6 separate regions of the Homo sapiens genome follow, and regions 2, 3, 4, 5 and 6 are each linked to region 1. Evidence: chromatin loops called from intact Hi-C (ENCODE). Cell type or tissue: OCI-LY7. All regions are shown on one strand.

Evidence for each region. Peaks named below come from ENCODE experiments on the same cell type or tissue, not always from the same donor. Only the 100,000 strongest peaks of a DNase experiment are listed, where the experiment ranks them.
Region 2: a loop joins it to region 1, with 9 times the contacts of the local background. A loop is called at or near these places in 12 of 110 quality-filtered maps.
Region 3: it touches region 1 in a loop (8-fold over the local background); 76 of 110 quality-filtered maps call a loop at or near these places.
Region 4: a loop joins it to region 1, with 8 times the contacts of the local background. A loop is called at or near these places in 92 of 110 quality-filtered maps.
Region 5: it touches region 1 in a loop (11-fold over the local background); 4 of 110 quality-filtered maps call a loop at or near these places.
Region 6: it touches region 1 in a loop (11-fold over the local background); 77 of 110 quality-filtered maps call a loop at or near these places.

What each region holds. Positions count from the first base shown.
Region 1 is chr16:16,125,626-16,130,625 of GRCh38, forward strand. It overlaps ABCC1 (ATP binding cassette subfamily C member 1 (ABCC1 blood group)), which reads left to right. Exons shown (of 31, transcript NM_004996.4): 26 at 185-286. Among named protein-coding and RNA genes, the nearest start is that of ABCC6, 95 kb to the right of the region's middle. In OCI-LY7, CTCF peaks have their summits at 2,213 and 2,420; a DNase peak (open chromatin) is centred at 2,186; H3K27ac peaks cover 1,569 bases.
Region 2 is chr16:16,060,076-16,065,075 of GRCh38, forward strand. The region is part of intron 12 of ABCC1 (ATP binding cassette subfamily C member 1 (ABCC1 blood group)); the gene reads left to right. Among named protein-coding and RNA genes, the nearest start is that of ABCC1, 110 kb to the left of the region's middle. In OCI-LY7, a CTCF peak has its summit at 2,051; DNase peaks (open chromatin) are centred at 1,196 and 2,086; H3K4me3 peaks cover 948 bases; H3K27ac peaks cover 2,395 bases.
Region 3 is chr16:15,776,064-15,781,063 of GRCh38, forward strand. It overlaps MYH11 (myosin heavy chain 11), which reads right to left. Exons shown (of 41, transcript NM_002474.3): 7 at 2,717-2,780; 8 at 15-113. Among named protein-coding and RNA genes, the nearest start is that of MYH11, 78 kb to the right of the region's middle. In OCI-LY7, CTCF peaks have their summits at 1,903 (motif pointing right) and 2,111; a DNase peak (open chromatin) is centred at 1,958.
Region 4 is chr16:15,872,000-15,876,999 of GRCh38, forward strand. CEP20 (centrosomal protein 20) reads right to left here. Exons shown (of 5, transcript NM_144600.4): 4 at 1,492-1,628. Among named protein-coding and RNA genes, the nearest start is that of CEP20, 14 kb to the right of the region's middle. In OCI-LY7, CTCF peaks have their summits at 3,052 (motif pointing right) and 3,258; a DNase peak (open chromatin) is centred at 3,042.
Region 5 is chr16:16,007,094-16,012,093 of GRCh38, forward strand. It overlaps ABCC1 (ATP binding cassette subfamily C member 1 (ABCC1 blood group)), which reads left to right. Exons shown (of 31, transcript NM_004996.4): 2 at 723-899; 3 at 2,683-2,808. Among named protein-coding and RNA genes, the nearest start is that of ABCC1, 60 kb to the left of the region's middle. In OCI-LY7, a CTCF peak has its summit at 2,230; DNase peaks (open chromatin) are centred at 198, 898, 1,818 and 2,398; H3K4me3 peaks cover 2,849 bases; H3K27ac peaks cover 3,859 bases.
Region 6 is chr16:15,764,076-15,769,075 of GRCh38, forward strand. All of the region lies in intron 9 of MYH11 (myosin heavy chain 11), which reads right to left. Among named protein-coding and RNA genes, the nearest start is that of MYH11, 90 kb to the right of the region's middle. RefSeq lists a silencer at 1,837-2,131. In OCI-LY7, CTCF peaks have their summits at 1,961 (motif pointing right) and 2,162; a DNase peak (open chromatin) is centred at 2,026.

The DNA.
Region 1 (5,000 bases):
TTTCGCCACATCGGCCAGGCTGGTCTCAAACCCCTGACCTCAGGTGATCTGACCGCCTCAGCCTCCCATAATTCATACTTGTTGAAAATAATTTGTTTCCTATTATCTCAGTGGAAAAAAAGAAAAAGGAAAGTCAAGTACGCCCGCTTACTCTAGAAATGCCACGTGACTCTTCCACTCACAGGTCACCACGTACTTGAACTGGCTGGTTCGGATGTCATCTGAAATGGAAACCAACATCGTGGCCGTGGAGAGGCTCAAGGAGTATTCAGAGACTGAGAAGGAGGTAGGCAAGGGCCCCTGGCTGGACCTCTTGGTCTTTGGTGTAGCTTTACCCCAAGGAGATCTCTGGACCCTATCCTGTGCACCTCTGCCTCTGAGCTGGATACCTCACCAGGTAGAAGTGCATCTTAACGCTTGTCCAGTCTTTTTGCAGCACTTATTTAGAGCCCGGTTTTAGGGTGAAAATAGTTTACCGGCTTTACCCAAGATCTGGGGTATCCATATACGAGACTGTGGGATGCTGTCAGGGCATTCAGAAGGTATTCACATTGTGAAGAAGTTTCCCCCTCTATTTCTCTTTCATAACTTCTGATGGTATCACAGAGAAAGTCTTAGTCTGGGGCTAGCAGGTCTTTAACACCTTAGCAATTGAGATGATCTCCCTTCAACAGACAGATAAACAGCAGCCCTCACACTTGGAGTCTTCAACAGGACGGATTCTGTCTATCAGAAATAACCTTCTGTTATTTGTTATGAATTTGGTTTTTTTGTGTGTGTGATGGAGTCTCACTGTCACCCAGGCTGGAGTGCAGTGGCACAATCTCGGCTCACTGCAACCTCCTCCTCCCAGGTTCAAGTAATTCTCCTGCCTCAGCCTCCCAAATAGTTGGGATTACAGGTGCCTGTCATCATGCCTGGCTAATTTTTGTATTTTTAGTAGAGATGGGGGTTTCACTAAGTTGGCCAGTCTGGTCTCAAACTCTTGACCTCAGGTGATCCGCCTGCCTCAGCCTCCCAAAGTGCTGGGATTACAGGCGTGAGCCACTGCGCCTGGCCTGTTATGTATTTGTATAGGGGACTCCTGTTACGGAAAATAATACTACTTTTCCTTTTGTGATTGTAATAAATTTTCCTCTTAAGTAAGTTGAGAAATTAAGTCTAAGTGACTTGATTAAGCATATTAAAACAACAAGAGAATGAGTACATGCATACTACACGAATGATGTAGCTGGGAACTGACCAAAGTTTGGGAAACCCTGCCGTTATTGAACCCCAGTCCCCTTTTTATAGATGGAGAAAAAGGGAACCTGGGGAGGGACAACAGCTGATCCAAGGTCCCACGTGGCTTGGTAGAACAGCTGGGACTAGGACCCGTGCCTCCAGTCTTTGATGTTGCGTTGCCCTTAATAACTGCCTTCTTAGGCCCTGAACAGCAGCACAAGTAGGAACAGCAGTGATAATAGATAATCACAATAATGCCTGGCGACACCCCCACCCTACATTAATGATAACAGGGACACACATAGTGCCTTGTAGAATGTCAGGCCCAGACTTAAACGTTTAATATAGAGTAATGCACTCAGTCTTTACCCCGCTCTATGACTGATTTTTGAGACACGGTCTCACTCTTGCCCGGGTTGGAGTGTAGTGCGATCTCATTCGCTGCCTCCCAGGCTCAAGTGATTCTCCTACCTCTGCCTCCTGAGTGTCTGGGACCACGGGCATATGCCATCACACCGGACTGATTTTTGTATTTTTAGTAGAGACGGGATTTTGCCCAGACTCATCTTGATCTCCTGAGCTCTAGTGATCTGCCTGCCTTGGCCTCCCAAAGTGCTGGGATTACAAGCGGGAGCCACCATGCCCAGCCCAGCCCTATAATTTAGATGCTACTATTACCCCCATTTTACAGGTGAGGAAACTGAGACAAAAAGCTGAAGTTACTTGCCCAAGATCACATGGCTGGTAAATGGCAGACCTAGGCGTTGAGCCTGTGCCTCCTCAGAGACCCTATCCAGTGCCATGGGAGTCATGCTACCCGGCCTCCTGAGGAGAGATGCCCCTTGGGAGTGAGACCAAGGCCTCTGTAAGGTCTGTCCTCCTGAGGAATTCACAGAGGTGACCTCGGCCCACTCCTTTAACATTCTGACTGGGTGAACCAGGTCCCATGTCACGGGTGAGCATTGTAAGAATGGCGTGAGTGCCCCCGTGAGGAACCAAGGGTGTATTACACCGGCGGCTTCCAACTTGACACTGAATTTAATTCACTTACAAGGTATTTCATTAGGTTTTTTTTTTTTTTTTTTTTAGATGGAATTTGGCTTTTTTTTTGCCCAGGCTGGAATGCAGTGGCACGATCTCAGCTCACTGCAACCTCCACCTCCTGGGTTCAAGTGATTCTCCTGCCTCAGCCTCCCAATTAGCTGGGATTACAAGTACCCACCACCCCGCCCAGCTAACTTATTTCATTAGTTTTTATAATAGCCTCATTGACATGTGAATTTCACATGCCATGGAATTCACCCAGTTAAAGCGTTCAGTTAGATTGAATTCAGTTTTTTTTTTGTTTGTTTGAGACTTAAGTCTCGCTCCAGCCTGGAGTGCAGTGGCATGATCTCAGCTCACTGCAACCTCCTTCTCCTGGGTTCAAGCGATTCCCAGCCTCCTGAGTAGCTGGGATTACAGGCGATTTTTGTATTTTTAGTAGAGAAGGGATTTCACCATGTTGGCCCGGCTGGTCTCGAACTCCTGACCTCGTGATCCACCCGCCTCAGCCTCCCAAAGTGCTGGGATCACAGGTGTGAGCCACCACACCCGGCCTGAGTTCAGTTTTTAAAAGCATTTTACTTTTGACTGACTTTTATATTTTTAGAAGGATCGTGTTTGACAAACCCAAGAGAAAGTAATTGTCCTCATTAGTCCTACCACTATTCTGTATTTGCATGTATTTTTATATATAGATAGAAAGTTCCACATACTTCTCTCCATTCCGCTCACTGTGTTGTTATAGCATCTCCCCTTCAATTATGTACATAAATTATAAAATAGAGATACACTTGTTGTTTTAAAAAAGAAAAAATCAATACAGGGCTGGACACAGTGGCCCACGCCTGCAATCCCAGCACTTTGAGAGGCCAAGGTGGGTGGATCACTTGAAGCCAGGAGTTCGAGACCAGCCTGGCCAACGGTGAATCCCGTCTCTACTAAAAATACAAAAATTAGTTGGCATGGTGGCAGGTGCCTATAATTCCAGCTACTTGGGAGGCTGAGGTGGGAGGATCGCTGGAACCCGGGAGGTGGAGGTTGCAGTGAGCTGAAGAAACATCACTGCACTCCAGCCTGGGTGACAGAGTGAGACTCTGTCTCGAAAAACAAAAAAACAAAGAAGTTTATGGTGGAGAAAGACAGTTTGTTCCTGTTCGCCCCGTTCCTCTCCTCTCCAGAGAGAGGCCCCATTAGCATTCGGGTGAATTTCCCCCAAAACTTTCCCGTGTGGATTCCCACATACCCCAACACTTTTGTTTGCTTGTTTCTTTTTCTTTTAACGTAAGTGGAATCTACCTGTTATCCTGTGAAACCTTTTCTTTAACCATGAGGCACCTTTGCATCTGTGTATAGTAACAGTCACTGCCTCTAAGGGCTGCTGTGAGGCTCAGATGAGATCATGGGTCTCAAGTGCTGAGCAGAGCAACTTGCCTTAGTTGCATTGTAAGCGCTCAATAATAACATTTATTTTTTGGCCAGGCGCGGTGGCTCACGCCTGTAATCCCAGCACTTTGGGAGGCCAAGGCAGATGGATCACTTGAGCCCAGGAGTTTGAGACGATCCTGGGCAACATGGTGAGACATCGTCTCTACAAAATAAAAAATAATACTTTTTGTTGTTGGCGGTGGTGGTGGGGTTTTTTTTTGTTTTTTTTTTTTTGAGACAGAGGAGTCTTGCTGTGTCACCCAGACTGGAGTGTAGTGGTTTTATCTTGGCTCACTGCAACCTCTGCCTCCCAGATTCTAGTGATCGTCGTGTCTCAACCTCCCAAGTAGCTGAGATTACAGGCTCCCACCATCAGGCCCAGCTAATTTTTGTATTTTTAGTAGAGCCAGGGTTTCACCATGTTGGTCAGGCTGGTCTCAAACTCCTGACCTCAAGTGTTCTGCCCACCTCGGCCTCCCTAAGTGCTGGGATTACAGGTGTGAGCCACTGCGCCGGCAACGCTGTGATTTTATAGCACGTCCACAAAAGGGCTGCATGTCTTGCCTAAAAGTTGCCCGGCGTTTTCTTGTTATGTGCCGTCTGCAGTGCCCCTGAGCTTGGCCATGTGCTCTGCAGCCTGGTTCAGCACCTGTGTGTGCCCTGGACGGGGAGGTGCATTCCCCGAGGCTAAAACCAGTGAACCTGGCCCAGGCCATATCCAGCTGTGGGCCTCAGGAAATGCTGAACTGAACTACTTTTCAAAAGGAGGGTTGTGTGTCCCTGGGCAAGTTACCGCCCCTCTCTGTGTCTCAGTCTCCTTGTGTGTAAACTGGGGATAATGAAAGGACCCTCCCACATGGGGTTGCTGTGAGGATTGGATGAGACACTGCGATACAGATGCTGCTTTTATCCTTGCCTTCCTGCCGGGGTGGGCAGCCAGGGTAACTCACTTTTATTGTCGTGTCTGTCCAGAGAAGACCACTCATTTCATTGACTCCATTTATAAATATTTATTTAAATTTTTTTTTATCAAAAAGTAAGTTTTATTGGCATCTAAAAACAAAATTCACCCAACACTGAAACATACTTCAATATTTATGTTATTGTTTTCTTGTTTCTTTTTTACTCACTGCAGTGTGAGGAACAAATCACATTTACTTTGGAGAAACAGAGACCATAGTGTAGATTTTACAAAATCACTTTTTAAACTCTCTGTATTGCGCTCCTCAAATACCTAGAGCCAGTCTGTGCATAACATGGCACACTGTTGTCTAAACCGTAAAATTTTGCATCAGCCTAAAGATATG
Region 2 (5,000 bases), 66 kb before region 1:
CCATCCTTGTTGGCCAGCCCCTGGCTTAGAGGACTGGAATGTTCTTCTGAGAATCAGGACACCTGCCACATTCTACTGCCAGCTCACAGTGTGACCCCAAAGCTGGTCATCTCACCTCGCTGGCTCTAGATTTTGTCACATGGAAAATGAAGGGGTTAGATTCCAAGCATGTCAAATACTGGGCCCTGTCCTCCTTCCTCATGCCCACAGCAGACACCCACAGTCACTCATGGGGTTCTTTCCCACTGAGTTATGTTCAAGCAGCCCTCCAGGTGACTGGTGCCAGTGGCCTAGAGTTGAGCAAGAAATGACATCTTGTTGCCCTTCTGTAACTCCATGTTCCCTAAGATCACTTCCAGCTCCAATGCCCCTGCATTCTGCCTTGTACATTGCATTCTTCTTACACTCCAATACCTTGACTTTACCGGGGTGCGTTGATGAACTCTCTCTTTTTTTGTTTTTTTTGGGACTGAGTCTCACTCTGTCACCCAGGCTGAAGTGCAGTGGTGCCATCTCAGCTCACTGCAACCTCCATCTCCCAGTTCAAGCAATTCTCCTGCCTCAGTCCCCCGACTAGCTGGGATTACAAACATGCACTACCATGCCTTGTTAATTTTAATATTTTTAGTAGAGATGGGTTTTTGTCATGTTCGCCAGGCTGGTCTCGAACTCCTGACCTCAAGTGATCTACCTGCCTTGATCTCCCAACGTGCTGGGATTACAAGCGTGAGCCACCGCGCCTGGACTCTCCTTTTTTTTTGAGAAGGAGTCTTGCTCTCTCGCCAGGCTGGAGTGCATTGGCACGATCTCAGCTCACTGCAATCTCTGCCTCTTGGGTTCAAGCGATTCTCCTGCCTCAGCCTCCTGAGTAGCTGGGATTACAGGCGCCTACTACCATGCCCAGCTAAGTTTTGTATTTTTAGTAGAGACGGGGTTTCACCAGGGTTCAAGCAATTCTCCTGCCTCAGCGTCCGAGTAGCTGGGAGTACAGGCGCACGCCACCATGCCAAGCCAATTTTTTGTATTTTTAGTAGAGATGGGGTTTAGCCGTGTTGGCCAGGCTGGTCTCAAACTCCTGGCCTCTAGTGGTCCACCCACCTCGGCCTCCTAAAGTGCTGGGATTACAGGTGTGAGCCGCCATGCCCGGTGGGTCTTACTTTATAAAGTAGGAAGTAATGTATTTGCATATGGTGAAACATAATTAAAGCTGCACCAGATGGTATTCATACAGCCGGACTTCGCACGTGGCCACCTCAGCCTGCTGACATTCGCCAACAGGTCATCCTTTGTCCCTGTGTTGTAGGGCCTGGACTGCACATTGCAGGATGTTTCCCAGCATCTGTGGCCTCTACCTGCCAGATGCTAAGTCGTACCTCTCCCTCTTCTTCCCAGTGGTGACAATAGAAAATGGCTCCAGGCATTGCGAAGTGTCCCCTTGGGGGACAGAATTCTCCCAGTTGAGAACCACAGTCAATAGTGAAAGGCCCAAGCCCTTCCTCCTAACACCAGTCACCTTGCTTCCCTCTCTCCATGTTTCTTGTGTGTTTTTCCAGAGTCCACGTCTGTATCACTGTAATGGTGGATACATGTCATACATGTAGTTATGGTTACTTGATTCTGTTTACTTTACTTTTATACAAGTGATAGTAAGAGTCATACATAAATACATACAAAATGGCTTTTTTTTTCTTTTTTTCTTTTTTTTTTTTTTTTTTTGAGATGGGGTCTCACACTGCCGCCCAAGCTGGAGTGCAGTGACATGATCTTGGCTCACTGCAACCTCTGCCTCCCAGGCTCAAGTAATCCTCCAACCTCAGCCTCCCAGGCAGCTGGGACTACAAGCATGCACCACCATGCCCAGCTAATTTCTGTAATTTTGCAGAGACAGGGTCTCACTTTGTTGCCCAGGATGTTTTCAAACTCCTGAGCTCGAGCAGTCCGCCTGCCTCTGTCTCCCAAAGTGCTGGGATTGTAGGTATGAGCCACTGCACCTGGCCTTGATGGCATTTTGAAAGGTCTTGTCTCAGAGGAAAAGATACAAGCCAGAGGGCGCTGGTGATGAGGTTTGGTCTGTGCCTTGTGTCCCGCTTAGGAGGGGATGGGCAGCGTGTTCTCACAGCTTTTTGCTCTGCACATTGGATTCGTTGGCAAAACCCACAGTTTCCAGGCTGTCACCAAACTTTGCTTATCACTTCCTGCCCTGTTCCCCATTAGGAAACCACAGCAGAAGATGCTTAAGAGCAGGACTGGCTTTTCTTCTCTTTTTTCTTTCTTTCTTTCTTTTTTAAAGAGACAGGGTCTTGTTTTGCTGTCCAGGCTGGAGTACAGTGGCTTGATCACAGCTCACTGCAACCTCCAACTCCTGAGCTAAAGCGATCCTCCTGCTTCAGCCTCTGGAGTAGCTGGGATTACAGATGTGAAATACTGAGCCCGGCTACCGGCTTTACTTAACCTTTTCTTGAGCTTTCTTGCCATTTAGTTTCCCGGAGTTTCCAGAGACAGAGTTTGTTGAGCTGTTTGGCAAGAAACAGATGGGCCTGGGTGTCAGCTGGGGAGACCTTGTCCTGGCCGAGGCATCGAAGCCTCTGACTACATTAGGATAAAATATGTGGCCTTTAGTTCCCCTGGAAGGTGCCTGAGTGTTTTTTCCACTGGTGTGCATTCCTGTGCTTCAAAGACGATGAGGTGTTTACCCAGCGGTAGGTGTGATGGAACACAGAGGCCGGGGAAGGCCAGGGATGCCATCCAGGGACTGATGGGACTGTTTTTCTGGAATGGCAAACCTGGCATTTACCACGTCCACCTAATGCACTTTCCTAAAATAGCATCGCCAGGCAGCCGTCAATATTTAACATTTTCTGTCTTGGATGATTTGTGAGCTTCTTGCCTTCTGTTTACCCTGAATCTCCCTTTGTTAGAATAATTCATCATTCTCTATGGTAATGATCTGTCCTGTAGTTCTCTGCTGATCATATCCTAGGGCCCATGGAGACACTGCCACGACCATGTCATTTTATTTATTTATATATTTATACATTTCTGTATTTTTGAGACGGAGTCTCATTCTGCCGCCCAGGCTGGAGTGCAGTGGCACAATCACAGCTCACTGCAACCTCCACCTCCCAGGTTCAGCTGATTCTCCTGCCTCAGCCTCCCGAAGAGCTGGGATTACAGGTGTGCGCCACCACACCTGGCTAATTTTTTGTCTTTTTAGTAGAGATGGGGTTTCACCATGTTGGCCAGGCTGGTCTCAAACTCCTGACCTCAAGTGATCCGCCCACCTCGGCCTCCCAAAGTGCTGGGATTGCAGGTGTGAGCTACCATGCCCAGTCAGACCTTGTCATTTTGTGCTTGTACCAGCAAAGCATAGGGACCTTGGCAAATAGTTCATGCTCTGTAAATGTATGTAGGTAAATGAATAAATACATGAATGAATGAGAGGTTGAAATAAATCATATTAATTAGGAACTGTCTTGCAAATAACAGAAACCTAGCTTAAATCAACTAGAGTAAGAGAAGAGGGGGATTTTTGAGTCACAAAACTAAAAAGTCTAGAAAAAGACTTTTAAGCATGAATGGGGTTCCAGGCATGGCTGGATCTAGGAGTTCCCAAGATAATGTTGGGAATAACAACGTCTCTGACTCTCAGCTCTGCTTTCTTGATGGTGGTTTCTTTATTAGCTGGTAGTTTCCTGATCATCCTGTCACCTCAGCAACCCCTGTGAACAGAGAGTCTTACTCTTTTCCCCTAATATTTCCTGCAAAGCTATGGGATTGAGTCTCATTGGTTGTGGTCGATCACATGCTTCTTCCTGAGCCAGTCACTGAGGCCAGGGAGATAGGATGCTTGGGTCAGCCAGGGCTAGGTCATGTCTTTCAGGGCTTGGGGCCAAGGTAGGGGGTGAGGGAGGAGGTTCATCTGTGGCTGAAGCTCATAGGTTGACACTGGGAGAAGTTCAGTTCCCCCAGAGAAAATTGCATGTTGCCATAAACAGAGTAATAGATGCCAGGTAGGCAGGAAGAGCAGGTAACTGCACACAGGGCATCAGGATTTTTAGGGAGTGGGCTGGAGTGTAGGGGTTCCATTCATTGGTTTTCCACGTTTCTCAGAAAAGGCACCTAGGGGACAGGTGCTCCTCACTGTGTATGAAGGGCTTTTGCACCCTAGACCCTCGCCTATTACAAGGCGAACTCCAGTCTCCTGCTGCCTGGAGCCCCAGTCATTGTGCCCGTCCTACCAGCCTCTTCGGATTTCCAAACACTGCCTGCAGGGAACCTGTTAAAGCCTGTGCTTCCACTAGACTGTGCGTCTCAGGGTTGCCAAGCCCACCTCAGTCCCCAGCGCATGATGGGTGCTCAGTTACCACCTGAGGGGTGGATGGCTAGATGACCTCCTCCTTCTGGAGAAGCCAGGACCATGGACCTGAAAGGGGCCGCATGATGTTGTCCTGTCCCCTCTCTGTGTGTGCCCTGTGCTGCCAGCAGCCGGCATCGATTGGTACTTGGCTCACCAAGGGGGCTGGTACGTTTTGGTGGTGAGATGCCTGAGGCCTGGTTTGCTTCACTGCTGAAGAGACACCTGTGATGTGCTCTTCTGCCCTCAGGCAAATTCACCTACCCCGTCCCCACCCATTTATCCACTCCCACCCATCCATTATCTATCCAGCAGACATTCACTGAGCACCATGATCTGGGCTCTGTCCTAGGCTCTGACAATACAGCAGTGCATACTACAGGTAATAATCTCCAGTCATGGAACATTCATTTTTCACGGAGAGAAACAGACAAGGAAAAATAGGCACAATAAATAAATCCTAGTGCTAGAGAAAGCCATCCTAAGTGCTATAGAAAGAAAAGAGTCAGATCTTTGGAATAAGGGCGGCTTGCAGTTTTAAGTAGGGTGGTCCAAGCTCACTGAGAAGGTGACACTTGAGGAAAGACTTGATGGAGGTAAAGAGGCCAACCAGGGAGTAGCAAGAGCATGTGCAAAGGCCCTGGGG
Region 3 (5,000 bases), 350 kb before region 1:
TGCTAGTCACTTACTTCTCATCTTCTCCTTGGCTCCAGCAATCATGTAGTAAAAGATGTGGAATGTCCTCTCGTCTCTGGCTTGGCGAATTGCCCGTGATTTTTCTAGCAGATCTGGTTTGGAGGGAGTTAGGGATTCTGGGGATACTGCGGGTGTTCCTCTGGTCTTCCACCTCCATCCCTGTCACACCCAATTCACATGGGATGACTTTCCAGTTCTACCCCTGGGATCGGTAATGTCTAACTTTGACCATTGCCCCTATGGACAAATGGAACCGCTGGGTGCTGCCAGCAGACTTCAGATGCAAAAAAAAGGGAGGGGAATAGAGTGAAAAGAAAAAGCATAAAAAGGCTCCAGGAAGAAGGTAATGGTAACGAGATGTTCCCCTAACAGCCATCACCAGCAAATCTTCTTTAAAATGAGCTGTCTTCAGACATGACAGAATACAAATAATGACACCATCTATGATCCTATGATTTATGATTCATTCCTGTGTGAAATGATTGATATAAATTGTCTCACTGAAGCCTCACAAAGTATGCTAGGAAATAAGTGCAACTATTATCGGTGTTTTCAATAAGGGGAAACTGAGGCTCAGAGAAGAGAAGTCCTTTCTCAAGATGATACAGCTAACAAGTGGCAAAGCTGTCTTCCATGCCCTCTGTTCCAAGAGTGGGGTCTGACGGGATGGAGGCGAGAGAGACCGTAAACACGCCACACTAATTAATTTCAGGAGAGCTTCTCCGCGATGCGGGGTGGCAGGAGGGAGAGCAGAGGGGAGGGCAGGTGAGGGTGGCATGGAGATCACAGGGTCCGGGGTGATGGGAGAGGGCAGCTGGGAGGCTGGGCTACTGTACTGGGTGGATTTCCACAGCACTAAGCATGATGGTGCGGGATGATGGGGCTAGATCAGCAGACCTTGTCTTCTTCAAGTCCTAAAGCCAGCTAGCAGTGCCCGGGCTACCACAGCCCATGTCCAATCTGGAAAGCAGTGATTCTCAGACTTTCTCATGGTGTACATGGGTATACACACGCACACATACACACACACACACACACACACACGCACGTATGTTTGAGCCAGAGTCTCGCTCTGTCACCCAGGCTGGAGGGCAGTGTGTGATCTTGGCTCACTGCAACCTCTGCCTCCCGGATCCAAGCAATTCTCCTGCCTCAGCCTCCTGAGTAGCTGGGACTACAGGTGCATGCCACCACGCCTGGATAATTTTTGTATTTTTAGTAGAGACAGGGTTTCACCATATTGGCCAGGTGGTCTCGAACTCCTGACCTCAAGTGGTCTGCCCGCCTCGGCCTCCCAAAGTGCTGGAATTACAGGCGTGAACCACCGTGCCTGGCTGAGATGTGTGTTTCTAAAGAGCTCCCAAGTGATGCTGATGCTGCTGGTTTGGAAACATACTTTGAGAACCACTGATCTAAAAGGAAGGCTGAGGCCAGAAGGACGGGGCTATGCCTGGGGCTCGCTCTAAACACAGGAAATGAATTGCTGAGAGGTGTGTGCAGGGCTGCAGGACAAGAGGGCCCTGGCTCTGGACTTGACCGAAGCCTGACAGCCCTCCTAGCTGCAGGATGGGAATCCTGGCTGGTTTGGGCAGATTAAAGTAGAAACGTAGAAAACATTGAGTTAACGCAATAGCCACCACCTATGAGATGCTCACTTTGGGCCCAGTACCGTACCAAGGGCTGTGCATATTATTATGCATATTATTTCATTTAACCCCTGCACCAGCTCCAGAAACTAGGTGCAATCACCCCCATTTTACCGAGGCAAAACTGAGGCCCAGAGAGCTTCAGTGATTTTCCCAAATCCCCACAGCTTAGACAAGTACAGTGGAGAGGAAGCTACTCCACAACCCACCCTCTTATCCAGGGCACATAACGTGGAAAAATGGGACCACTAGGTGCTGCTAGAGGACCTCAGGTGCAGAAAGAAGCTAAGTCAGGCCCCCAGGTCCTATACATTGCCAAGCACGTGTTCCACAGGAAGCCTGAGCCCTAGGGCCGCCTGCAAAGCTCCTGAGGCTGATCAGTCACTGAACTCTAGACCTGGTTGTTCCCCCACGTCCAGAAATTTCTAACTTGGCTCCACTTCACCGCTCAGGTTCATGAAAGAGATGCTCTACTTGTTCCTTGCGATACCAGCATTCTTCTGGGTAAACTCTGTTTTCATCAATTTCCTACCTAAGAAGTGGAGCCGATCACAGACCAACTCTCTAAGAGGACGACAGGTCCAGAATTTGGCCTCGGACAATGGCTGAATAAGGATGAAGTGAAGATCATACGATAGACACTACGTAGCCAGCCCTTACTCTGCACCTCGCATGGTGCCTAGAGCTTTATATGAGTTCATTCACTCTATTCTCACATTTCTATGAGGCAGGTACCATTCATTATCATCCCCATTTTGCTGATGAGGCACAGAGAGGTGGAGTAACCAGCCCAAGGTCACTCAGCTAAGGGACAGATCATTTGAGCATCACATGCAGCCTAGGCTGCTTGTTTAGGGTTCAAACCAGGGGTCCGGTCCACACATGTATAACCACTGCACCACAATGCCTGCTGTTAAGGGGAGATTTGTTCTGGAAGAAACCTAAGAGGCTGGAAAGATAGAGGTGGCTCTTGGACTCTCCCAGCCTCTGGGCAGGAGATTGGTAGGGGGCAGGGGTACCCATTTGGCCCAGGCTCAGGGAAAGGATACAGGTCTCAATGTTGGCTCCCACGATGTAACCCGTGACGTCGAAGTTGATGCGGATGAATTTGCCCTGCCAACAGGAAAACACAGTTCAGGCTTTGCTGCCCAACTTCAGCCGTTAACCCCATGCTGTGGGCAAGCAGGAGGCAGATGGTACAGAGGATGGGAGGTGGGGCGGGGAGATTCTTGCGAACACTCAGAACCCCACAGGTCAAGTTGTCAGGCGGAACCAACATCTGCTGAGCTGAAACCACCCCAGGCCTGACAGCAACAGAACGTGTAAAACATGTTCACAGATCAATTTCATTCGGCTTTTGCAATGACCGTAGTCCATCATGGCTATCCCTATTTAAAAAAACTTATTTATTTATTAGAGACAAGGTTTTGCTCTGTCAGCGAGGGCTGGAGTGCAGTGGTGCAATCACAGCTCACTGTAACCTTGAACTCCTGGGCTCAAGCAATCCCCTTTTCCCCATGACCTCACCCTCCCAAGCAGCTAGGACTACAGGCATGCACCACCATATCTGGCTAATTTTTAAATTTTTTTTTGTAGAGATAGGATCTCACTGTGTTGTCCAGGTTGGCCTCAGACTGCTGCACTCAAGCAATCCTCCCACCTCAGCCTCCCAAAGTGCTGGGATTACAGGAGTAAACTACCACACCCAGCCCACTATCCCCATTTTAAAGCTGGGAAAACTAAGGCTAAAAGAGATCAAGTGACTTGTCCAACGTGACGTTGCTCCTGAGAGGTAGGGCCCTAAGCAGAAAGAAGGTTTTTCCATATTCAGGGGCTAGAGGGCTCCCTCCCCAGACCCCACCCTGCTCCAAAACATCCACATCATCCAACTATGGATTAAACCTTTTCTGTGGGACAGGTGAGTATGCATTGGCCACACTGCCCAAGCAGGCCCTGTGTAGGATGTCCTTTAGGCAGGAATGGCTCATGTTCCTGGCCCTAGAGGCTCAACAAGTATCTCCAAAGATGGCCCTATCTACCTGCCTCAGCTAAGCCATGAAACCAAGGATGGAACCCAATCCTCCATCTGTTGGCATGAACCCTTTTCCTGTTTCCTCAACAGGTGAGACAGGATTTCATCCTTTTCCCCCATCATGACATAACATGGTGGGAAGTGTTGGCGTGTGTGGACACAATCCCCTAGGCTTGCTCAGTCCTTGACAAAACCTTCAAACTTTCCCCATTGGGAAACATGCAGTAGAGTGATTTGGGATGACCATATCCCAGATGGAGCCAGGGAGAGCCGGCTGGTCACAGGCAAGGCCCAGGCACCTTCTTCACTCTCCTTCCCAAGATGGCAGGGACGCCAGTGAGTGGAGGATGTTTTTAGGGATTTGTCTTGCACGTGCTTCCATTTATGACAGGCTAGAAACATTGCACAGAATTGGAACATGCAAACGCAGTGCTTCTCAGTGGAGGCGGCACATCTGCTATGGAGATTTTGGAAATCGGTGGAAGCCATTATTTGGCTTGTCACATGTTGGGGGGGGGCCGCTGTTGTTAGTGAACAGTGGGGCCAAGGATATTTTGGGAGTCCTGCAATGACCTGGAGAGTCTCTGATGCCAATCCTTGTCTATATCCCTTATGACTCTTCCAATGTCTCACCTGCCACTCATGGAGGTAAAAATCTGTTTGTAATTAGCCAGGCTTAGAACCTAACCTTTATGACTTTAGATTTTTACGCTTTTTTTTTTTTTTTTTTTTTTTTGAGACAAGAGCCTCACTCTGTCGCCCAGGTTGGAGTGCAGTGGTGTGACTTTGGCTCACTGCAACCTCCATCTCCCCGGGTTCAAGGAATTCTCCCACCTCAGCCTCCCGAGTAGCTGGGAATACAGGCATGTGTCACTGCGCCCAGCTAATTTTTGTATTTTTAGTAGAGACAGGGTTTCACCATGTTAGCCAGGCTGGTCTCAAACTCCTGACCTCAGGTGATCTTCCCAACTCAGCCTCCCAAGGTGCTGGGTTTACAGGTGTGAGCCACTCTGTGCCTGGTCTAGATTTTTATGCTTTTAAATGAAAGCATTAACAAGTGTTTAAAATGTTGTTCTAATACAAGAATATCCCATCTGTGTGACTCTAGAGAAGATTGTTCTTTGGTTCAGCGCTTCACTGAGAGTCAGTTGCCATTCTGGAAAATCCCATGCCAACATCATCAGTGCCTGAACTTGACCCTTTTCCTTGTATTTGTAGCTGTCGCCGTGGATAGACCTAAGTGTCTGTCTCTTACTGTGTCTTCTGTTGGTGTGGCCTGGCCCGAGCATTGATATGCTGAA
Region 4 (5,000 bases), 250 kb before region 1:
CCTTTAACTGTCCTTAAAAATTGACCAGCTCTTGGTTGGGCGCGGTGGCTCAAGCCTGTAATCCCAGCACTTTGGGAGGCCAAGGTGGGCGGATCATGAGGTCAGGAGATCAAGACCATCCTGGCTAACACAGGGAAACCCTGTCTCCACTAAAGATACAAAAAATTAGCCGAGTGTGGTGATGGGCGCCTGTAGTCCCAGCTACTTGGGAGGCTGAGGCAGGGGAATGGCATGAACCCAGGAGGCAGAGCTTACAGTGAGACGAGATCACACCACTACACTCTAGCCTGGGCGACAGAGCGAGACTCTGTCTCAAAAAAAAAAAAAAATTGATCAGCTCTCTACCACAACTGAAAACACTGAGCTATAACCCACTCAATTCAAATGGTGAAAATGGGATCCCATTGCTGGGATAATCAAAATAAGTCAGGGCCAGGTACAGGCTCGTGCCTGTAACCCCCACACTCTGAGAGGCTGAGGTGGGAAATCACTTAAGACCGAGTTCAAGACCAGCCTAGTGAACACGGTTGAGACTTCCATGTCCACAAAAATTAAAAAATTAGCTGGGTGTGGTGCCTGAAGTCCTAGCTACTTGGGAAGCTGAGGCAAGAAGGTGAGAGGATTGCTTGAGCCCGGCAGTTCAAGGTTACGGTGAGCTATAATAGCACCACTGCACTCTAGTCAGGCGACAGAGTGACTAGAAAAAATACATAAAAATTTATGTATTTTTATGTCTCAAAAAAATACATAAAAATTTATGTATTTTTATGTCTCAAAAAAATACATAAAAATTTAAAAGCTACCAAAAGCTCATTTAAAAAACAGGCAATCTGAAAGAAATGTGGGCGATTCTCCTAACAATCTGTAACTTGTAGGTAACTTCCACTGTAACATAAACAGTATCCTAAAAATGCAAATGACTTCTCTATCTGTATTTAGCAATCTTACCTTTTATTTTGCAGTCATGGAGAGGAAAAAAAATAATCACTTGATAAAAAGCTATTTATTCAGTATACCAAGGATCTAAGCTGCTCCAAATACTTACAATTTACATGAAAATTGGAGTTTTCAGTATTTTTTTGTTTTTTTTTAAATTTAATTAATATAATTTTTTAATTAAAAAAATAGAGATGGGGTTTCACCATGTCACTTAGGCTAGTCTCAAACTCCTGGCCTCAAGCGATCCACCTGCCTCGGCCTCCCAAACTGCTGGGATTACAGGCATGAGCCATTGTGCCTAGCCCAGAGTTTTAAATACTTCTATAAAGAAATTACATCTAAGAATTCTGCCCAGTTATGCCTCCCACCCTTCCCTGTCCAAGATTCTTTACAAAAAGCATTCTGTTTCTTGGAGTAACATAGGCTAGACATATTAGATATAAGCAGAATTAAACTATGACTCAAAAGCTCAGTAAAGACTCCAAAAGAAAAATATATAGGAAGAAAACATATTTGCTGACAGCTAAATGATGAATCTTGGAAAACTCATACCCATTGGCTTTCTTCTACTAGGTTGTCTGCCAAGACTTGGGTCTGAAGGCTGAAGTGAAGGCCCTTTCAGAAATGCATTCTGGATGCCATCCTTAGTTCCACGCAAGAAATGGGCTAAAATCCCATATAAAAGAGGTCTATAGCAGGAAGAAAACAAAACAAAACCAAAAGCTAATAAATCTGCATAAACGGGAAAAGCTTAAAACATTTATTCTTTAAAAGGTAACCTCTGACATCAAAAAGACCAAGTGATTCACTAGACTTTAAAAAGCGGCATGATTATCCAAAATGCAAATTGTTCATACTTTTAAATTTAAGAGTACCACTTAATTTCATGACAATTTTAAAACCCAGAGAAAACATGTTAACAACTTAAACCTCATCTACACTGAAATATCATTTCTATCAATCCACAGGAATCTCTTTTAAACTCCAAAGTCCAGTAGAGTATTTCCCAATACCTAACCCCATCTAATACACAACAGGTATTCAATAAACACCTCTTGATTAATAAGTCCTTGCCCTGAAAAAGTCTTAGGTCCTGAGAGCCAGGTGACCTGAGTTCAAATTCTGGCTTTGCCATTTGCTAGCTGTGGGACTCTGTGTAAGATTCTTAACCTCTCCAGCCTCATAAATGTTTCTTCCTTTATAAATTAGGATAAGCACCGTCCCTCCCTTATAGGGCTGTTATGCACTAAATGAGTTAATAAATGTCAAGTGTTTTTTACTGTGCCTGGCACATATGAAATGGTATATAAATGTTAGCTCCTGTGTAGCTAACATTTATTTAGATTAATATTTACATTACCTATTATTTTAAAATCTTCTTTATAGTTTACAGAACGTATACCTCTTCTCATCTAATCCTCATCGTGTAATGTCAAGATCATCAACTGCAATTTATAAAGGAGAAAACCACAGCCAGGAGATTTGCTAGAGATTCCCCCAGATAGTAAACAAAGTTTACACTTGAACCCCAAATCCCATATTGTTTTCCTTACAGTGTGCTGCCTGGGAATTTATATTAGTACTCTTGCATCAAGGAAAGCTGCTCTGCTGACAATCAAGAGTGGTACAATGGAAATGTTTTCCTTTGTTTCCAATCTCAAATTTGAAAACACAATTAAAAGGATTTAATCTTTATTTTTAATTTTTGTGGGTACATAGTAGGTGTATATATTTGTGGGGAGGATTTATTTTTTGAGATATGTATCTATTTACTAGCTGGTATAATGGTTTACAGTACGACGCTCCCTTCCAAAGATGGAATCTCATTGCCCTCTGAGTGTGAGCTGAACTCACTTCTAACTGGCACAAAGCTGACTTCAGAGGCCACGTGGTAATGGCCCTGCAGCTTCCTCCTTGCTTTCTCTCTTGGATTGCTGCCTTTGGGAGAAGTCAGATGCCTCAGGACACTTCAGCAGCCCTGGAAAGTTACATGCAGTAAGGAATTGAGGCCGCCTGTCAATATCATTATGAGTTTGGAAGCAGATAGTTCAGCCACATTCAAGGCTTCCGACTACAACCCTGGCTGGCATCTTGACTCCAACCTCAAGGGGGAGCCTGAGCTAGACTTACGTGACTAAGCCAATCCCAAATCCCCGAATATTCCACAAATAATCTATGTTGTTGTTCTAAGCTACCAAATTCTGGAATAATATCACACTAATTTTTCCATGCCACAGGGAAACCAGGAAAGTAAGTTTCTTTATTTAATAAGATGCCGCAACTCTTATGAAAGCGTCACCTAGTAATATAAAACAGGTCTCTTTGTTTACTTTAATCTTCCCCAAAGTGTTAACTGGTTCAAGATGATTTTTAAATGTTAAAAGTTTTATTTTTTAAATAAATATTCAAAAAAATGTACTTGTGATTAAAATTTTGGGTTGGACATGGGGGCTCAGGCCTGTAATCCCAGGACTTTGGGGGGCCAGCCTGGCCTCAAACAGGAGTTTGAGACAGCCTGAACAACATAGCGAGTCCCCTAGCTCTACAGCAATTTTATTTTAAATTAGCCACAGAAGGTAATATGCACCTGTGGTCCCAGCTACTTGGGAGGCTGAGGTGAGAGGATCGCTTGAGTGCAGAAGGGAGAGGCAACTTGCAAATTCATGGATTAAGGTTTATCTTTTAAAATAAGTTTCAAAAAGATAAAGAAAAGTGCGGCCTCACAATAACTTGCCTGTAATTCTGAAATGCAAAATTCTGAAAACTGGATTCTCTTCATATATCTGGCAAAAAATCATCAGATGGCAAGGGTTGACCTAACAAGGCTATTAACAAGGCTATTACAGACTTTATCTTACTTTGTGTGAAAACATTAATGTGCTGGGTGTGGTGGCTCAAGCCTGTAATCCCAGCACTTTGGGAGGCCAAGGCAGGAGGATCACCTGAGGTCGGGAGTTCAAGACCAGCCTGACCAACATGGAGAAACCCCGTATCTACTAAAAATACAAAATTAGCCGGGTGTGGTGGCATGCTCCTGTAATCCCAGCTACTCAGGAGGCTGAGGCAGAAGAGTCACTTGAACCCAAGAGGCAGAGGTTGCAGTGAGCTGAGATCATGTCATTGCACTCAAAAAAAAAAAAAAAGAGAAAGAAAATATTAATGTGATTGTGGAATACTACTTTAGGACTCCCTGGCACATACATGTAGTATTTGGTAGATGTACCATATTACTTTTTTTTTTTTTTTAAAGAATTGAAGTCTTGGGCCGATGGCTCACACCTGTAATCCTAGCACTTTGGGAGGCCGAGGCAGGAGGATCATGAGGTCAGGAGATCGAGACCATCCTGGCTAACACGGTGAAACCGTCTCTACTAAAAATACAAAAAATTAGCCAGGCGTGGTGGCATGCGTCTATAGTCCCAGCTACTTGGGAGGCTGAGGCAGGAGAATCGCTTGAACCTGGGAGGCGGCAGTTGCCGTGAGCCGAGATCACGCCACTGCACTCCAGCCTGGACGACAGAGTGAGACTCTGTCTCGAAAAAAAAAAAAAGAACTCTCGCTGTGTGGCCCACACTGGAGTGCAGCAGCAAGATCATGGCTCACTGCAGCCTCAATCTCCTGGATTTAAGTAATCTTCTTGCCTCACCCTCCTAAGTAGCTAGGACTACAGGCATGTCATTTTAAAACCCGACAGCATTTGGATTTTCAAACATGTATCTGGCCTCAGTGGTTTCAGATGCAGCACTGCAGATCTGTAAGTAAATAATATGAGTAATATGTGACTATGGCAAACTCTGTGAATGCCAATCACTGAAGTGTGAGAAACAAGGGCTTAAAGAAGTTACCTAACTTTTAAAAAATAAAGCCGTTTTAGCAACTTTTTTTTTTGCTTCCTCATCCTCTCTCAAACTTACTTTTTTTTTTTTTTTTGGAAACGGAGTCTCGCTTCTGTCGCCCAGGCTGAGTGCAGTGGCACGATCTCGGCTCACTGCAAGCTCCACCTCCCCGTTTGACGCCCATTTTCCTGCCTCGGCCTCCCAAGTAGCTGGGACTACAGGCAT
Region 5 (5,000 bases), 120 kb before region 1:
TGGCTCTCTCCATCTTTCGTACTACAGTGGGACTTGCCACAGGTTCTGGGGACTGTTAATGTGAGATGAGATGCTACATACCTTTTTGTTGTTGGTGGGTTTTTTTGTGTGTATGCACTGTTGTGTGTGTGTGTGTGTGTGTGTGTGTGTGAGAGACAGGGTCTCGCTCTGTTGCCCAGGGTGTAGTACAGTGGCATGATCTCAGCTCGTTGCAACTTCCGCCTTCCAGGCTCAGGCACTCCTCCCACTTCAGCCGCCTGAGTGGCTGGGAATACAGGCACGCTCCATGCTCAGCCACTTTTTGTGTTTTTCATAGAGGCAGCATCTCACTATCTTGCCTAGGCTGGTCTCGAACTCCCAGCCTAAAGTGGTCTGCCCACTTGGCCTCCCAAAGTGCTGGGATTACAGGCATGAGCCACTGCACCTGACCTGTATGCTCCTGTTAAGAGAGCTTTATTTTTATTTATTTATTTTGAGACAGGGTCTCTGTTGCTCAGGTGGGAGTGCAGAAGACACCACATACCTTTATCCCTTGTTCCTCATTTCTTAGTCTTTCTGGCTACTGATCTTTTTAGTTTGCGTGTTCATCCTGAAAGGTCCTTGGATATATAGGAGCCTTGTCTGTTTCTTCAAACCCCGTGGCAGCTGGTTTCATGCTCCAGGCGAGCTCCTGTCCTCTGGGGTGTGTCCTGCTGACCCCTCGCCTGTGTTTGTGTTCGCAGGACTGGAATGTCACGTGGAATACCAGCAACCCCGACTTCACCAAGTGCTTTCAGAACACGGTCCTCGTGTGGGTGCCTTGTTTTTACCTCTGGGCCTGTTTCCCCTTCTACTTCCTCTATCTCTCCCGACATGACCGAGGCTACATTCAGATGACACCTCTCAACAAAACCAAAACTGTAAGTCACTGGGGGGTTTCGTTGTGGGGGGTGGGAAGGTGCACCTGGACGGGGAGTGGTGGTTGGTGATAACTGACATTTCTCTTCTACTTAGTTGACCCTAAGTTCCTTCTTCTAGAAGGCAGAAGAATAATGTGGGAGGTGAAAACTGGAGCTCTGGAGACAAACATGGGTACAAATCTTTGCTCTGCCGCTTAGTATTTGGCCTCGAGCAAATTTTTTAACCTCCCCAAGCCTCAGTTTCCCTGTTTATGCAATAGGAATGATAGGCTTGTTCTCAAGGCATTCCTGGGAGATTATCAGCTCTTCCCCTCTTACTGAGCCGATCTCCTTTTTATTTAATTAAATATATTTATATAGATTTTTTCTGGCCAATTTTTAATTTATTTTTTGTAGAGAGGGGGGACTTGCTGTGTTGCCCGGGCTGGTCTTGAACACCTGGCCTCAAGCAGTCCTCCTGCCTTGGTCTCCCAAAGTACTGGGATGCTCAGTGTGAACCACCACGCCTGGCCCCTAATTTTTTTTTTAAGTTGGCTTTTATTTTGAAATAATTTAAAGCTACAGGAAAATTGCAATAATGGGCCAGGCGTGGTGGCTCACGCCTGTAATCCCAGCACTTTGGGAGGCCAAGGCGGGCAGGTCAGGAGTTTGAGACCAGCCTGACCAACATGGTGAACCTGTCTCTACTAAAAATACAAAAATGAGCTGGGTGTGGTGGCATGTGCCTGTAATCTTAGCAACTTGGGAGGCTGAGGTGGGAGGATCCCTTGAACCCAGGAGGCAGAGGTTGCAGTGAACTGAGATAGTGCCACTGCACTCTAGCCTGTGCAACAGAGCGAGACTCCTTCTCAAAAAAAAAAAAAAAAAAAAAAAGTTGCGATGATACCAGGAACTGCTGCCTGATTTTCTCTATCCATCACTCATAGTCACTGTTTCCTGTTTTTTTTTTTTTTGTTGTTGTTTTTTGTTTTTTTTTGACACAAGGTGTTGCTCTTTTGCCCAGGCTGGAGTGCAATGGTATGATCACAGCATACTGCAACCTTGAACTCCTGGCTCAAGCCATCCTCCTGCCTCAGCTTTTTGAGTAGCTGGTAGCTGGGACTGCAGGCATACACCACCATGCCTGGCTAATTTAAAACAATTTTTTGTAGAGACAGGGTCTCGCCTTGTTGCCCAGGCTGTTGTCAAACTCCTGGCTTCCAGTGATCCTCCTGCCTCGGCCTCCCAAAGTGCTGGTATTACAGGCATGAATCTGGCCTGTATTCACTGATTTTTTAATCTTTTGCTACATTTGTTTTATCATGAGCTTTTGTTCTCTCTCTCTGTATGCATGCTATAATTTATTTTTTCTGAATCATTTGAGAATGGATGCACCTTGAAACATATCCCACCCGTAGAGGGCTCTCAGTAAATACTGGTTGAATGAATGGTTGTCGTGGAGGGCTTTCTTGTGCAGTGCGCCGGAGTTGCAGCTAGAGATGAGCTGTGAGCTGAGCTCTTGAGTGTTCAGGCACCGGGGAGCATGGTGACCAGACAAACAGTCCTGTTGGAGGTAGTGGGGCGTAGCAGGCTGATTACAGACCATCACGTGCCGGCCTGGATGCCAGCTCACCATACCGAGGACTTGTCCTTATTCCAGTGGATATGTGCCATGTCCTAGGACTGTGGCTGATCATTTGAAGGCTGGCTGGTTCTCCTATCCCTGGGGCTGAGCTGTTCGTGCAGGCCCTGGGGGAGGTTCCAGGGCGGTCTGTTGTAGGATATGTATGTGCTTCTCTTCCAGGCCTTGGGATTTTTGCTGTGGATCGTCTGCTGGGCAGACCTCTTCTACTCTTTCTGGGAAAGAAGTCGGGGCATATTCCTGGCCCCAGTGTTTCTGGTCAGCCCAACTCTCTTGGGCATCACCATGGTAAGTAGGAGCTGGCTGTGACCCCTGGGCCATCTGCTGGGCTCAGTGGAGACCAAAAGTAATAACTCGTAAGACTAGAATCATAGTTTTTTAAGGCAATGATCAGCTGGAGCTGGGATATAAATTAAATGTAGCCTTTTTTTTTTTTTTTTTTTTTTTAAAGACATGAGATCTCGCTTTCATCCAGGCTGGAGTGCTATGGTACCATCATAGTTCACTGCAGCCTCAAACTTCTGGCCTCAAGCAATCCTCCTACCTCAGACTTCTGAGTAGTTGGGACTACAGGTGTGTGTCACCACGCCCAGCTTATTTTTGGCTAATTTTAAATTTTTCTGTAGAAATGGGATCTCACTGTGTTGTCTAGGCTGGTCTTAGACTCCTGGCCTCAAGTGATCCTTCCAGAGCACTGGCATTATAAGCATGAGCCACTGTTCCCAGCCCCAGCTGCAGTCTTTGGATGGGGCATGTGTTGTCCAGTTTGCCACAGTCCCCACCATGCCCTATTGTCTTCCCTGCCACTGATTGAGTGGCAGATGCCCCCTTTTGTTGCGTTTGCCACACTTTGCTCTTGCATTGGCTACTTTGGTCACTTATATACTAACTGCCTGGGGTCTAATGGCCTTGAGTTTTCACTATCTGGCATAGGGGGTGGGTTGCTAAGCTAAATAGGAAACTGCTCTGTCCCGGGGGATACACAACTTAGTGAGTGACAGAGACAAGGAAACAACTTTATTAATTACAGCTGGTGTGTATTGAGCACTTACTATGTATGTACCTGGCAGTATTCTTGGTGTTTCACGTGTCTTGAAATTCATTGAATTTTCACAACAACCCTGTGAGATGGGTCCTGCTTTGTTCCCATCTTACAGGTGAGGAAACCAGGCAAGAGAGGTTAAGTGTCCTGCTCAAGATCACACCACTAATGTGCAGCCGAGTCAGGGGTGGGACCCCAGATGCCATGCTTTTAGCCCCTGCAACCTGCAGCTTCTGAGCCCTGAACAGAGAGTTCTCGGAGAGTGTAGCCCTTGAGTATTGTAAAAAGAGGAGGGAGGCTGGGCATCGTGGCTCATGCCTGTAATCCCAGCACTTTGGGAGGCTGAGGCGGGAGAATCACTTGAGGTCGGGAATTTGAGACCAGTATAGCCAACATGGCAAAACCCCGTCTCTACTAAAAATAAAAAAATTAGCCGGCGTGGTGGCACACGCCTGTAGTCCTAGCTACTCAAGAGGCTGAGGCAGGAGAATTGCTTGAACCCGGGAAGTGGAGGCTGCAGTAAGCCGAGATCGCACCACTGTGCTCCAGTCTGGGGGACAGAGCGAGACCTCATCTCAAAAAAGAAAAAGAAAAAAAAAAGGAGAGAACAAGTTTAAGGCAGGACATTCTGAGCAGGGTGAACAGTGTGTCCAGGGAGGGGTGGAAGGTTAAGGGGAGGATGCAGGCAGGGAGGACAAGGTGTTCGGTGAAGGAACACGGTGTGAAGGTTGGGGGGATAGAGTGGATGTGACAGAGGGGTCAGGAAAGACAACGTGGAGCCAGGTTGCCAAGGACCATGAATCTTTATTTTTCTAAATTAATTTTTCATTTTTTAAATTTTAGAGTCAGAGTCATACTCTGTTGCCCAGGCTGGACTTCACTGGCGTGAGATCACAGCTCACTGCAGGCTTGAACTCCTGGGCTCAAATGATCCTTCTGCCTCAGCCTCCCAAGTAGCTGGGAGTGTAGGCATGCACCAACATGCCCATCTACATTTATTTTTTATTTATTTATTTTTTTATTTTTCCCCCCGAGATGGAGTTTCGCTTTGTTGCCCAGGCTGAAATGTAATGGTGTGATCTTGAGTTGCCGCAACCTCTGCCTCCTGGATTCAAGCGATTCTCCTGCCTCAGCCTCCCGAGAGGCTGGGATTACAGGCATGCGCCACCACGCCCGGCTGATTTTGTATTTTTAGTAGAGATGGGATTTCACCATGTTGGCCAGGCTGGTCTCGAACTCCGGACCTCAGGTGATCCACCCACCTAGGCCCCCCAAAGTGCTGGGATTACAGGCATGAGCCACCACCCCCGGCCAGTTTGTTATTTTTGTAGAGACAGGGTCTCCCTATGTTGCCCAGGCTGGCCTCAAACTCCTTGTCTCAAGTGATCCTCCTGTCTGGGCCTCCTAAAGTGCTAGGATTATAGGTGTGAGCCACCAT
Region 6 (5,000 bases), 360 kb before region 1:
AGCAGGGACTGGCAAATTACAGCCCATGGACCAAATCTGGCCCACTGCTTGCTATTATACATAAAGTTTTAGTGGAAAACAGCTATACTCATTCATTTACATATTGTCTGTAACTATTTGCATGCTACACTGGCAGAGTTAATGAGTTGCAACAAAGATCGTCTGGCCTACAAAGGCTAAAGAATTTACTATCTGACCCTTTACAGAAAAATGTGTTAGCAACCCCTGCCACAGAACAGTGAGAATGAATGAGCTACAACTACCACAAATCAAAACTGATGTATTGGGGCCAGCATAGTGACTCATGCCTGCGACCCCAGCACTTTGGGAGGCTGAGGTGGGAGAACTGCTTGAAGCCAGGAGCTTGATACAGCCTGGGCAATGTAGGGAGATCCTGTCTCTAAAACAAAAAAAAAACCCTGACATATCTTCCAGACACAAATACCGAACAAAAGAGGACAGATGGAAACAAGAACATACTGTCTAAGTCCATATATAGACCGTCCATTCAAGAAGAGGCAAAACTAATCGATGCTGTTAGAAGTCAGGATAATGATTATCCTTAATTGAGGGAAGTTCTTAGAAGGTGCATGTGGGAGCTTCCATGGGGCTGGTGGCATTGTCTTATTTAAAATGGATTCTAGTTACACAGACGTGTTCAGTTTATAATAATTCTTTGCACTGCACGCTATGGCATACACAATTTTCTCCATGTAAATCATATGTCAATAAAAGGATTTTTGAAATAAAAACCCTGTGCTTCTTACATACTCTTCTGGGTGTAACAGATGCCCATGTTGGGATGAAGAAGATATACATTTGTTTCCACTTGTTGTCCAGGTGTCTCCAAACAAAAACGCTGTGTTCCCAGAATACTTGGAACCTTTCTGACTCCATACTCAGGCCATGTTACTGTTAAAATAGTTTCTATGTCTGAAATCCCCATAAGACCATGAGTTTCTGGAGAGTGGAGGGCCTGCCCTAATCATCTTTGAATTTCCAAAGCCTATTCCAAGGTCCTGATACACATGGGAGGGAGGGAGAGAGATGGATGGATGGTAGGTGGAAGGTGGATGGATGGATGAATGAATAAATGGATAGAGGATGGGTTCATGGATGAATGGACGGATGGATGGATGGGTGGGTAGATGAATGGGTGAATGATGGACGGATGAGTAGAGGATAGATGGATGAATAGAGGATGGATTGATGGATGAATAATTCATGGATAGAGGATAGACGGATGATGGATGGATGGATAGAGGATAGATGGATAGATGGAATGGACAGAGGATTGATGGATAGACGATGGATAGATGGATGGAGAATTGATGGAGGAATGGATACAGCATTGATGGATGGATGATGGATGGATGAATGGATGGATGGACAGATGATGGATGGATGGTAGATGGATGAATGGATGGATGATGATTAATGCAAATTCTTGGCTTAGCTTAACTCAGGTACAAATCACCCAGAGTTCTGGCTTCAAATCAGTCACTATGTTCCAGGAACAAAGCCTAGAGATCCCAGACTTCTCTGGTTCCTCAGGCCAAACCAGACATTACAAGGCCCTTCACAACAGCTATTCTCACGCCATGGGGTCCCTGGCCCAGCTCAGCAAAAGGACCCAGCTGCTGACCACCCATCCATTTGCTCCCACTTACTATGGTAGAAAGCCTTCTCCCCAAAATGAATGAAGCTGCTGTTGACAGGGCTTGGAAACACACTTCCTTTTAACCATAACATCTATGAAAGAGTCTTTGTAAACTATGAAGAGTTGCACTCACAGTTTTAAAAGTGTCAATTTAAACTAAAGATTCCTGAAATGCCTGCACAGCCCAGGCGAGCCGGCCAACTCAGGGTTTCTCAATCTTGTCACTGCAGAAATTGGGGGCCAGATAATTCTCTATTGTGGGGAGCTGTCCTGGGTATCATGGGAAGTTTAGTAGCATCCCTGGCCTCTAACCACTAGATGTCAGTGGTGGTTACCCTGACAGAGTTGTGACAACCACAAATGTCACCAGATACTACTCAATGTCCCCTGGGAGGCAAACTCACCTCTGGCAGAGAACCACTGGTCTAAATGAACAAAGCCAACTAATGAGGACTGTGGGGACCCAAGGAGGCCACAAACCCATCTGAAGGGGCCAGCAGCTACTCCGTCATTGCCACAGGGGATATAAGCCAAGTGTTGCTGGAACTTCTGATTTTTCTAGATAATGGAAACCCAGAGTTTTTATGTGAAGTGTACCCATGTTTTTTGGTGTGTGTGTGTGTGTGTGTGTGTGTGTGTGTGTGTGTGTGTGTGAGACTGAGTCTTGCTGTCACCCAGGTTGGAGTGCATTGGTGCAATCTCGGCTCACTGCAACCTCTGCGCTTCCCAGGTTCAGGGGAATTCTCCTGCCTCAGCCTCCAGAGTAGCTGGGATTACAGGCGTGTGCCACCACACCCGGCTAATTTTTCTATTTTTAGTAGAGACGGAGTTTCACCATGTTGGCCAGGCTGGTCTCAAACTCCTGACTTCAAGTGATCCATGTGCCTTGGCCTCCCATAGGGTTGGGATTATAGGCCACAGTGCCCGGCCTACCCATATTTAAACTTTAGGAACCAATTTCTAAAAATTTTGAAGGTTGTAGTGGCCGATCTCTCCTGTGGGCTCAGGAACCATTGGTTTGCACTTTCTGGTATAGTTAAATGTAATTCCAGAAATGACAAAAGAATGCCACCACTCCCAGGCCATAAGAGATGAACCTTGGGGCAGAATTAGCAGACAGCAAAGAAGTAAACCAGTGAGGAGACACAACACAGCAAGGGTGGTGACGGCTGGCAGCATCCTGGTGTGCTGGTGCAAAGCACGCGCTCTGCAGTTAGAGAGTCCTGAGTTCAAATCCCAGCTTTGCTTCTTATAAATCTCATTATCTCTGAATTTCCAAATCCTAGTTCCGGGTCCAGATACACATGGGGAGGGAGGGAGATGGATGGATGGCAGATGGAGGGTGAATGGATGGATGAATGTATAAATGTATAGAGGATGGGTTCATGGATGGATGGGTGGGTAGATGGATGGACGGATGGGTGATGGATGGATGGGTGATGGAAGGATGAGTAGAGGATAGATGGATGATAGAGGATGGATTGATGGATGAATCATGGATGAATAGAGGATAGAGACTCTACATGAGTCTCAATAAGTCCCATGAGCCTCAGTTTCCCTATCTGCAAAACGGAGATGGTAACAGTAGTACCTGCTTCGTGAAGTTTAGGTCTTGTAAGATGCTGAGCAAGGGCCTGGCCTAGTAGGTGATAAAGAGTGGAAGCCACCTATATTAGGTTGAATGTTGGTCTTTCTAAAATATGTCCACCTGGAACCTGTGAATGTGGCCTAATTTGGGGGGTTACATTTATTTTTTTTTCCTTTTTGTGGATACCGGGGTCTCACTATATTGCCCAGGCAGGTCTCGAACTCCTGGGCTCAAGCTATCCTCCCGCCTCTGCCTCCCTGAGAGCTGGGACTACAGGCGTGAACCACCGCGCCCAGCCTGAACGTGGCCTATTTTGGAAAAAATCGGTCTTCGCAGATGGAATCAAGTACAAGATCTCAAGATGAGATCATCTTGGATTAACCTGGTGGGCCCTACATTTAATGTCAAGTGTCTTTATGATGGACAGAAGAGAAGACCCACAGAGTAGAATGCCACATGAAGGATGAGGCAGAGACTGGAGTGAGACAAGCCAAGGAAAAGCCAGGAACAGCCAGAGCCACCAGAAGCCAGGACAGAGGCAAGGAACAGATCTCCCTCAGTGCCTCCAGGAGGAACAACCCCTGCCAACATCTTGTCTTTTAAAAAAAAAAAAATTTTTTTTTTTTAAATTTTTAGTAGAGAAGGGGTCTTGCTATGTTGCTCAGGCTGGTCTTGAACTCCTGGCCTCAAACGATCCTCTTGCCTTGGCCTCCCAAAGTGCTGGGATTACAGGCATGAGCCATTATGCCCGGCTCCTGCCGACACCCTGATTTCAGAACCCTGGCCTCCAGAACTGGGAGAGAATAAATTCCTGTTGTTTTAAGGCATCAAGTTTGTGCTAATTTTTTACAGTGGCCTTACACCTCTCTTCTTGCTGAGGAATAAGAAACAGGACTTTCCAACATCAGACATGTGTACCACCAGGGATACACAGGATGGACAATTTAGGTGATTTTATTTTTTATCTTCAAAATACATTAGAAGCAGTATAACCAGGCCAGGCATGGTGGCGCATGAGGATATCTTGAGGCCAGGAGTTCAAGGCTGCAGAACCCAATGTGGTGGGGAAAATCCTGGTGTCCCCTGGTCACTTGGAGCCTCATGAAGCTCCAGCCTGAAGCCTGACCCACCCCCTTCTCCATAGGCCCCTTGATGGAGGGTTTGGAAGTAGCTCTTGGTTTATAAATGGGGTTGGTGTACATTTAGGACTAAGTTGGTTCCTATGAGAGTTCGTCATTTGCACGCCATCGTCTGAATGCTTGCTCTGTGTACCATCTGCTCCATTATTTGCTTAATCATTTTCTTTAAATTTACTTCCTTCTCTTTCCTTACATTTGTTTTAATAGAAAACTTTCTCTATCTTCAGTGACAAATCATCTTCACTTGCCATAAATAGATGGCAATTATAAATATAAATACAAGGAAAACAGTATTACCAAATTCTAGCTAGATGCTTGGGGCTGCCGAAGGTGCTGGGCCTGGAGTCTGGTCTCTGTGGTTAAAGGGGAAACAAGTGCCAAAGTACATTGAGAACACTGGGGACTGGGCATGGTGGCTCATGCCTGTAATCCCAGCACTTTGGGAGGCCAAGGTGGGCTGATTGTTTGAGCCCAGGAGTTCAAGACCAGAGAATACTGGATAACATGGTGAAGCCTTGTCTCTACCCACCCCTCCAAAAATCAAACCAAAACAAAACAAAAAACCCCAGGCCAGGCACGGTGGCTCATGCCTGCAATCCCAGCACTTTGGGAG